2 separate regions of the Homo sapiens genome follow, and region 2 is linked to region 1. Evidence: chromatin contacts called from ENCODE Hi-C or POLR2A ChIA-PET data. All regions are on one chromosome and are shown on one strand. Each heading gives the region's core, a stretch centred on a gene start or an enhancer-like site at or near the end of the contact. The rest is flanking DNA. Distances are from core to core; before and after follow the strand shown. Region 1 has its middle 120 kb from the start of TBL1X. Region 2 overlaps TBL1X (transducin beta like 1 X-linked).

Region 1 (4,980 bases), core at 1,855-4,354:
TCCATCTCAAAGAAGGAAAAAAAAATGTCACTCAGGGCCGGGTGTCCTGGTTCACGCCTGTAATTCTAGCACTTTGGGAGGCCGAGGCGGGCGGATCACTTGAGGTCAGGAATTCAAGACCAGCCTGGCTAACATGGTGAAACACCATCTCTACTAAAAATACAAAAATTAGCTGGGCATGGTGGTGGGCACCTGTAATCTCAGCTACTCAGGAGGCTGAGGCAGTAGAATTGCCTGAACCTGGAAGGTGGAGGTTGCAGTGAGCTGAGATCGTGCCACTGCACTCCAGCCTGGGGAATAGAGCGAGTCTCCATCTCAAAAATAAGAAAAAATAAAATCCACCATCTTGCTGAAATGCACATATGTATATATATCAACATGCAAAACACTCTAGTAGAGAATATAACAGAAGGGAACATTTCCACTCCCCACCGCCAATATTTAGGCTTTGCAGGACATCCCCAGAATGTGGCGGGCAGTGCTTTGGGAGAGAGGGCTCCTCCCGAGGCTCTGGGATATTAGGATATTGGCGATGCCCCCCCCCCAGACACCTGGAGCACCCCCTACTGTCCTGTTTTGCTCACCCTCTTTTCTTTTCTTTCTTTTTTTTTTTTTTGTTGAGATAGGGTCTCGCTTTGTCACCCAGGCGTGAGCACAGTGGCACGATCATGACTTACTGCAGCCTCAACCTCCCAGGCTCAAGCAATCCTCCCACCTCAGCTTCCCAAGTAGCTGTCACCCTCTTTTCTGACATAAGGTCTAACTAAGGTCAAGAATCAGCTTTAGGCTTGGAAACTTGGCCAATGTTTTCTGCCTTTAACTCTAGAAAGTTTCAGACAGGAATTCCAAACAACCCCAGTGCAGGCAATGGCAACAGACGGACCCATGGTGCAGAGGAAACTGTATTCATTTCTTGCACTGAAGCTAGTGAAGAAAAAGGTGACTTATGTGACTACACAATGGGGAATAACTTAGGATACCGTCCTTAAATGTTAAACAAGAGGAATACTGTGCAAGAGGGATATGGTTACTACATTCTGGCATATACAATTCCACGCGGTGGAATTTAAGCCCTCATTTAAAGTATAATTTTGAAAAATATTTAGTGACCTAGAAAAATATTTATTTTTTAATACTAGGTAACCAAATCGGAATGCTGAACTATTTATACAGAGTGAGCCCGATTTTATTATTTACCTCACCTCCATCCTCAACTCCCATTTTTGGATGGGAAAATTCTTCCACACAGAGGAAAACGACAGGCACGTCGTGAATGCAAACGTCAACGTTGGTTTTCTCTGGGAATTTTTATTTTCTTGGACAGAAAAGTGGCTACACTTTGTTTTTTATTAGGAAGAGAAGCCGCTTTAACATCTAAGTAGTGAAGCCACAGCGAAGTGAAGAAGCCCCTTCACCCATCAGATGGCTTAAGAACGTCATCCTGGCGTCTTCCAAAACTCCTCGAATCCCCTCCTGCCGTGATGACACAGAATCAGAGGCTTCCAGGGGTACGCTTAGGGGGCATCTGATGCGCAGGTGCACACGGCAGCTACTGAGCCCCAACTCTGGAGTGTTCTTACTCAGGGATTTAATTATAGGACGGGGTCGTCAGGAGCAGGTCTCCCACTGCCCTGCAGGAACCCTTTTTGACCTTCAGTAGAGACAGAGCCCTAAAACTTTGGGCCTGATTTTCCCTTCCCCAACTCCTCCTCGTGCCCTTCCCAGGCACTTCCTCACCCCCAGAGACTCCCTTCTTTACCTCTGTCCCCAAGTCCCTCTCCACCCAGGCCTTCTCAAGGGCTCCCCCGCAGCAGGACCCCTCTGCCGTCCCCTTTCCTGTTTCAGAGTGTCGCGGCGTTCTGGGAACCACAGCACCCCCCAACAGCCCTGAGATCCCCGGGGGAGGACCCGGTGAACCTGAGCCGTGTTTTGGGAGCACAGGGAGACACCCGCGCGGGCGGCCGGCGGCGTGGGGGCGGGGCGCTGCGAGTGCGCAGCTCTTCTAAGGTCCTCGGTAATTCTTTCCCAGTCCACGTAGGGCGCTGGCACAGACCGGCCCCGAGTCTGATCCTGGGGGAGGGGAGGAGAAGAGAGGGGAGGGGAGGGGAGGAGGCTGGAAGACTAAGAGGGAGGAGGGAGGCTGTGGCCTAAACTCCAATGCAGGGAGAGGAGGCTAGGAGGGGGGAGGGAGGGACAGAGAGGGGATGAAAAGCAGAGGAGGAGGGGGAAGGGGAGGAGAAGGAGGAGAGAGGGGTGCAAAACGGAGGAGGAGGGGGGAGGAGGGAGGGGGTGAAAAGCAGAGAAGGATGGGGAGGGGAGAGGTGGAGGGGAGAAGGAGGGGGAGGGTAAAAAGCAGAGGGGGAGGGGAGGAAGAGGGAGGGGTGAAAGCAGAGGGGGAGGGAAGGAGGGAGGGGGTGAAAGCAGCGGGGGAGGGGGAGGGGAGGTGGGAAGGAGCAGGGGGAGGGTAAAAAGCAGAGGGGGAGGGGAGGAGGAGGGAGGGGGTGAAAAGCAGAGGGGGAGGGGAGGAGGAGGGAGGGGGATGGGAGGTGAGGGAGGGAGGACAAGGGGAAGTGAAAAAGGGAGGAGGGGGAGGGGAAGTGAAAGAGGGAGAAGCGGGAGGGGAAGTGAAAGAGGGAGGAGGGGGAGGGGCGCCACCCAGCCTCTTTCCGGAGGAGACTCATTTAGATGCAATGGCCAATTTTTTTTTTTTTAAACCAGACTGTATAAATTTACAGTTTCCTTTTCAGCTGAAGCAGACAATGTTAAAACACATTAGATTTTCTGTTTCGGAATGCAAATTAAACATAGGCAAGCTCTTGGAAGGCTTCATTGAGGGCTTGAGAAAATAGGAGATTGAAAACGTCGATGCTTGAGTAAGGCAAGAGATTTTAGCCTTGCAGCAATGTGGTCGTGTGTGTGTTTACTTAAAAAGAGAAAATTGCTTAATAATAAAACGGCCCTAGTCTTCCTTGAACATAACAGGAAGCACTGCTTAAAAAAACATTTATTTCTTTTTTTTTTTACAGCCACCATTTATTTGTCGGTGCACAGGGAGGGGGTGCCGTTGAGGCAGGGTTGGGGTAGTCACCCAGGCACTCCCCAAAGCCTGCTCACCCGGCCCCTCCAACCCCAAGGAGTGGAATCTAGAAGCAGCCCCTAGGGGCTCTCCCCTCTAATCTAGAAATGACTTTCCTAAACAGCTGTCACTATAAACTAGGTTCCTTTCTGTTCTCTGTCCCCTTTTTTCACCCCCAAAGCAAAAACAACAAAAACACAACCTAATAGAAAAGCCCCTCCCGCCGCAACTAAAAACAAGCAGAACACTCGCCCCAAATTCTGTTTCTGCTGTTCCTGCCCCCGTTTATAGGAGCCTTGTGGGCTATTTTCTGCTCTTTTCTCCCCCTGGAGAGTTATTTAAGTCCTTTAAATGCCATTCTGTGCACACATAACTTAAAAATGGTCTGGCACGGGGGAAAAGTTGGCAAATGTCTAGTTCACAATCTGTTGGGTTATGTGAAGCCAGATTCAGTAAAAACTCTATTGGCTTCCGGAGCCAGGTTATGCAACATCTTAAAAGGGTTTGGGGATGTGTCTGTAGGAGGGGGAAGGGGGACCTGAGAGGGGAAATACCGAGCTGGGTGTCACATGTAAGTTTGCTATACTGGGGATGGCCGTGGACACAGACGGGTGTAGGGAGCTGCACCATTTCAGTCTTAAGAGCAAGAAGCCCCCCTGCATTTTAACTGTGTGGGCTTTGAAAATAGGGGTGAGGGGACCAAAAGGCCTTCCCGGGCCATGAGTTCCTGTAGGGTCTCCACGTTGAGATGGCGAGTGGGGGATGGGCCCGTATGAGCCGGCTAGGGCTGCCATGCCAGAGTAGCAGACAGGGATTCCCTCACATTCTGGAGGCCACATGTTTGAAACCCAAGTGTCACAGGGCTGCTTTCTCCCGCAGCCCCTCTCGGTGGCTTGTAGACGGCCTGTATCCTCCCATGGTCGTCCCTCTGTGTGTGCCTGTGTCCTCATCGCCTCTTCTTATAAGGACTCCAGTACTACTGGACCAGGGCCCACCCTAATGACCTCATTTTAATTTAATTACCTCCTTAGAGATCCTGTTTCCAAATACGGTCACATTCCAAAAGGTAGTGGGGATTAGAGCTTCAGCCCTTGAATTTTAGGGATTATTCCCCATTATGGGATGGGGAGAACACTTAGGAGGCTTGATAAGGGAAGCAGAGAGGGTGGGGAAGGAGTTTGCATCCCTTGGGCATCCAGGCCTCGGGATGCCCCGGCCCCTCAGCCCCTGGGTTTGCAGACTGGAGAGCAGGGCTGCTCCCAGGGAAGTGGGCGGGGTGGGGGCGGGGTAGCTGTTAACTGCTAGACTTGGGCCTGTCGCCCATATGACAGCTGCATTTTTAATTCTCTTTTGGAATATTCCTTCTGTATTGCAGTTTCACCATAGCCTGAGAGCCAGCTGGATAAGCTGCTAGGGACACAGGATTCCCTAGTGATAGCGCAGGGCAGCAGTGGTGTCTCAGTGTCTTGCTCACATCTGTGTGCTTGGCACCTGGGAGGGAGCCCCAGGTAATTCTGCAGACTTAAAGGAGGGGAGGAGCAAGCTCACCCTGTGGGTTTTCAAGATGCTAATTTAATCTTCGTTGTTTGTACTTGACAGAAACCACAAAGCTTGTTTATCCAAAGTAGTATCTTTTGTGGTGAAACGATTATCAGTAATTATTAAGAAACAGACGGAGTCTTCTCCTTGGCCACTGAAAAACTCAGAAATGTGGGGAGAAATATCAAAGTTGTGGATGATCTGATATCATGAATTTTCTCAGGAAGGAGATGACCAGAGGCGAAAGTGTATTGGAGCTTCCATCTCGGTGGCTTCTTTTAAGGTTTGGTTCCAAATGGTGGTGACTTCAGAGAGTTGATGATCTCAGAATGCTTTTGAATTTGCACAGCGAAGCCTTCAAGTCC
Region 2 (4,980 bases), core at 1,345-3,844, 310 kb before region 1:
ATTGTTTTTAAATGTATAAGTTAGGGTCCAAGGATTGGAATGCTTTCCCCAATACATTGTTAACTTTCTAAAGGGTTTTGATTTCTAAGCAGAAGAGAAAACAAAACAAAAACTATCCATGGCCTGCAATCGAGCCAGGATGTAATGTTTGGTAAGACTGACTGCTCCATCTCAAGTACATATTTTAATTTTTTAAGACTGATTTAATATTTGGATCAAACTTTTCTCCCCCAACAAACACTTACTTTGCTAGCTTTTAAATGATTATTTTTCTTTTAAAACCTAATTCCAAAAATTGTAGAATCTACATATATATTCTTAGATTATTAGATACAAGCATGAGAATATTCTCTGAATGGACTCCTAACCCTAACAGCTGTATTTAATGCCCTTCAGCTCTGTGGGCTTCATCACACCAAAATCAAGAGAAACCATCCATCAGCTGGGTGTCCCGGCGTTTAGCTGCGCTTATCTCTAAGTGGCTCACTTGAAGGTGGTGGTTGTTTTCATGGATCTTCTTCAGTTTTTTGACTCAAGTGAGTCTCCTGGCCAGTATTCCTCTGCAAGAACCACTGTTCCAGACAAACCTCACCACACACAAGGCTGGGAATAAAAATTCCTCCTCCTCCTCTTTTTTCTAAGACCAGAACTAAATTTCACAGGAAGATGGTAAATTATGGATCTCCCACCCAGGGCTTTGCTGTTTAATTTCCCACAAATAAATGTGCTGTTATTATAGTGGTATTCGTAGTGTAGCAGAACTCTCAAGCACAGAGAAGGTCACTGCAAACCTCATTTCTGGCTTGAGTGATGGCACACTGGTGTGCCGTTCCTGTCTGGGCGACATTTCCTAAGGCCAGTCCACAAGCACCTTCCTTCACAGAAGAGGAGGGGGATGTTTTGGAAGAAAAGTTAAATTCTTGACTGATGGAGACAAGACCCACGATTTTGGAAGAAGTCAGAGAAAGAGGAGAGAAGCACAGGAGCTCTGGGTGTACATGTGGGGAGGACCTGCTCTATGAAAATGATTTTTGACTTTTAATGATGTGTCACATGCACCCCTCAGCCCAGGGCATGAGGACTGCCCTCTACACCAAGGTTCAAAGCAAAGTGCCATCGACAGCTATGTATTCTGTGGGAAAAAGTCCGCCTTTGTCTTCTGTGCCAAGAACTATTTTTGTGGACAAATAACATGGAGTTTGGAATGTTCATGCTTTATTACAATTACTACTTTTTATTGCAACTATTACTTCTTATGACAGTTATGACTTTATTACAATAAAGTTAGGGTAAATCAGGGTGAGAGTCCCCATCCGTATAGGCTTATTGGCTAGAGATAAGGTAGCTCACGTCCTGAGAGCCACAGAGAACAGGTAAAGATGTGGGATTCAGGGAGCCTTTGGCCAAGCGCCAGAGACCCTGACTTCTAGGGGCAGCTGCACCACTATCTAGCCCTGGGATTGGAGGGTCAGTTATATGGCTGTTTCCTTATCTCTAAACTGAGTATCAAATAGCCCCTATGTAAAGGGGAGAGTGTGAGGAGTCAATGCTTTTATGCAGAGCCCGATGCACAGAAAATATCCAGTATGTGGGAGCTGGTATTTTAGCTCCTCCAGCAATTCCCCAAGAGAGACCTGAAAGGTCAGTAGGAGAGGATCAGGGAAACACACACCTGCCTCGCCCATGACCACTCAGGGCTCGACTCCTCGTCCTGGCTCATCAGCAATGTCAAGCAGGCAAGGTGGCACACATAAAGCCCAACCAAAAAGAACTACCACCAGAGGCCTGTGTTTGGGCATTCTTTTCTAGTATGTACAGCTGGAGACACAAGCCGCATTCTAACACCTAACCGGTTTCCCGAACAGCATCCGCTTCCAGCCTTCGAGTTCTGAGAACTCCTGTGGATGTTTTCCAATTTCTCCAGTTCTAAAATAAAGGAGAGTTTTGGCAGCACTCACAGCTCCTCCTTGGCCCCAAACAGGAGGGGGATGAGAGGGGAGTCTTAATTAGAGCAACTGTGTTTATTTTCTTGCCTGACCCAGCTTTGATTAAAGACACCTTCAATTAGGTTGATTTGAGGTGTTTGGAGTTGTGATTGCGCAAAAACGAAATAACCACCTTCCACTTTGGGTTAAAGCCACAACATTCTCTCACTGTGCTGCTTAAAGAAGGCAAAGAAGAACAAACGAGCATGGGCTGATGGCATTTTTGAAGTTTCTCTGCTAAAGATAAGTAATTCAATATAAGTGATAATTTGGGGTTTAGAGCCGTCAAGAAGCTGAAGGGGAGATTATTTATAGTATTTTTTTTTAAGCCTTGGTTTCAAGGTGGCCAAAAGTCCTATTAATTCGCAGTTCCCTTCACAAAACAGTTCAGCATTCGGTCCCAGGAGAAATGGCTGTTTAAGAGTTTCATTTCATTGAGTATGTAGTTAGAGCACTCAATATGCCATCATTCTGTGGGAGAACACTGGCCCCAAACAAAATCTTAATTGCTGTTTTAATTATCTTAAAAAGTAGAATCACATGGGGCCTGCTGGAGAGCTGGTGCTGGTAGTTAAGGACAGAAAGGGCAAGTTCGTTTCTTGCCAAGAGGCCAGCCGTGTTCTGAAACAGCGAAGGAAGCACGAGCTGATGAAGGGGGCGTGTATTGTAGGAAGGGCAGCGCACAGAGCTCCTCTGACATCACTGGAGGGGAAGCTTTATCTTTCAGCCATTTGCCCTGTTATGTAAACATCTTAAAGATCTTCTAAAGCAGCCCTTGGTTTCTGAAGGCACCTGAGAAAGTGAGTGTCATTAGTTAGGCTGCTATTAGTCAGGCTGTTGGCGTCTGTGCTGGAAGAATCCATTGCTTGGAGGGATGGCCTGGACAAGGCTCAGGTCTTTGGGGCTTGTCTCCATGCAGACTGGACCGAGCCAGGGTCACTGGAAGATCTGCTTGAACTGACCTCAGCCTCTAAAGGGCACCTCTTTCTCCAAGTTGCTTCATGGAAACGAGCAAACTCTGCCCATTTGGAGGCAGCGGCTCTTTTCTCTGCTCAGATGTAAACTGAGTTTATTTTCATTTCACAATCAGTAACCAGCTTAAGACAGAATTTTAAATGTATGTATAAAGTTTACATATAAATCCCAATACACCTTTTCTAACATCTGCCTGGGGAGCAGCTTATTTGGGGGCTGACACAGGCTTGTTTTACCACTTTGCACATCTTTTCATCCTATGTAATTGTAAAGAAGACAATGTGTGGTTCTCGAAACAATCTCATTGTCCAGTGACAGCACGATGAAATAAATTGCAGTGAACACATATGGGAACTATCAGGCCGCCATGAAGATGATTTTAGAAACCAATACACGGCATGGATTGTATGCTAGCTATCAGGTGTGAGTGCTATGTGCACGATACGATCGATCTCACCAGTCATAACTCCAAGAGATAAATATGACCATTACTCTTATTACCATTTTATAGGTTTAACAAATAAAGGCTTAGGGAAGATAACCAACTTAAATCCCAGCGAAGCTAGGATTTAAAGTTACGTTGTTTGACATTAAACGCTGTGGTCTTCCAGTGCAAGTTAAAAATTTCAAAGCTAGGTTAATGGAAAGATATTTATGATATGTCCCAAATTGGGTGGCAGGGGGCGACAACAAAACAGAAAAGAGGGCCAACAAGGTTACAGTTTGACCCAAACCTGTAGGAAAACACATACAGAGGAAAAGTTTGGGGAGAAATGCATAAAAATATTTTATGTTGCTTGCTTTCTTTCATACACTTCTCTCCATTTACCCACAATCAGATATACAATACTTTCAGTACGAAAATATTCCCCGCAAAGTAAAAAATTTCCCATTAGTTTTACGGTTATATTTATTTACTTGGAGTCAATGGTCTGAAATGGTAAATATAATCAAAGAATTATTTCTTCGTTACTAGAGTTCCAATGCCGAGCAGTGACGCCTCCATTTAAATATGGAATAAACTAGTGGCATAAGATGCGGCCAGGAAAACAGCATTTCAGGCAGGGGCAATGTCCATGACAGGGGACTGTGTGGGAAAAGCACGGCTCCCAATTGCATGTGTATCTTTCTACACGTTGTATAGTTTCTACTCTGAACATGGACTACTCATATTTATTAAAACGTAAAGAAAACCTGGGAATGTCGGCTGGGCGTGGTCGCTCACTTGAGTCCAGGAGTTTGAGACCAGCCTGGGCAACACAGTGAAACCCATCTCTACAAAAAATACAAAAATTAGCTAGGTGTGGAGGCATGCCCCTGTATTCCCAGCTATTTGGGAGTCTGAGGCACGACAATCGCTTGACCCTGGGAGGTGGAGGCTGCAGTGAGCCGACATCGTGCCACTGTACTCCAGCCTGGGTAACAGAGCAAGACCTTGTCTCAAAACAAACAAAAACGACCTGGCAATGTCTTCAGAGATAATCAGTATGAAAACAACTATATAGGAAATGAGGCTACAGGGTTGGGAGGGCAGAGCAGAGGAGAGGTTTTGTGTTAGAAAAGGAATGCCGCTTTTCACAGAATAAAATCATCCCTGACGGGACATGGTGGCTCACGCCTGTTAATCCCAGCACTTTGGGAGGCTGAGGCGGGCTGATTACTTGAGGCCAGGAGTTTGAGACCAGACTGGCCAACATAGCAAAACCCCATGTCTACTAAAAATACAAAAAAATTAACTGGGCGTTGTGGCGCACGCCTGTAATCCCAGCTACTCAGGAGGCTGAAGCAGGAGAATCACTTGAACCTGGGAAATGGAGGTTGCAGCGACCCAAGATTGTGCCACTGCACTGCAGCCAGGATGACAGAGCGAGCCTCCATCTAAAAAAAAAAAAAAAGAAAAGAAAAGAAAAAATCCCCATGATGAGGCATTCAGAAAAGGTCCTTTCTGTGCCCTGCCACCCTTCTGGGTTAATTAGTGGCTGGCTGGGGCTTTCATCCAAAGCCCACATGCACGTCAACG

The links. A loop is a pair of places that touch in the nucleus more often than their neighbours do. ChIA-PET counts read pairs that join two places held with the same protein, here RNA polymerase II (POLR2A). Pooled maps may share reads with other maps.
Region 2: a loop to region 1 is called in a map of natural killer cell, with 5 times the contacts of the local background. The contact joins two enhancer-like sites. A Hi-C loop is called at or near these places in 2 of 168 maps with a recorded cell type or tissue (B cell and natural killer cell), 3 of 37 single-sample maps with no recorded cell type and 15 of 50 pooled maps. POLR2A ChIA-PET finds 5 or more read pairs at or near these places in 4 of 52 experiments (CD8-positive, alpha-beta T cell, T-cell, naive thymus-derived CD4-positive, alpha-beta T cell and 1 more).

Annotation. Positions count from the first base shown.
Region 1 is chrX:9,339,760-9,344,739 of GRCh38, reverse strand. No RefSeq gene overlaps it. Among named protein-coding and RNA genes, the nearest start is that of TBL1X, 120 kb to the left of the region's middle. RefSeq lists an enhancer at 2,681-2,740. Within about 2 kb of position 3,104, at least 34 of the 41 ENCODE cell types and tissues checked have a DNase peak (open chromatin) inside an H3K27ac peak, as active enhancers do.
Region 2 is chrX:9,644,535-9,649,514 of GRCh38, reverse strand. The region is part of intron 3 of TBL1X (transducin beta like 1 X-linked); the gene reads right to left. Among named protein-coding and RNA genes, the nearest start is that of GPR143, 120 kb to the left of the region's middle. Within about 2 kb of position 2,594, at least 3 of the 41 ENCODE cell types and tissues checked have a DNase peak (open chromatin) inside an H3K27ac peak, as active enhancers do.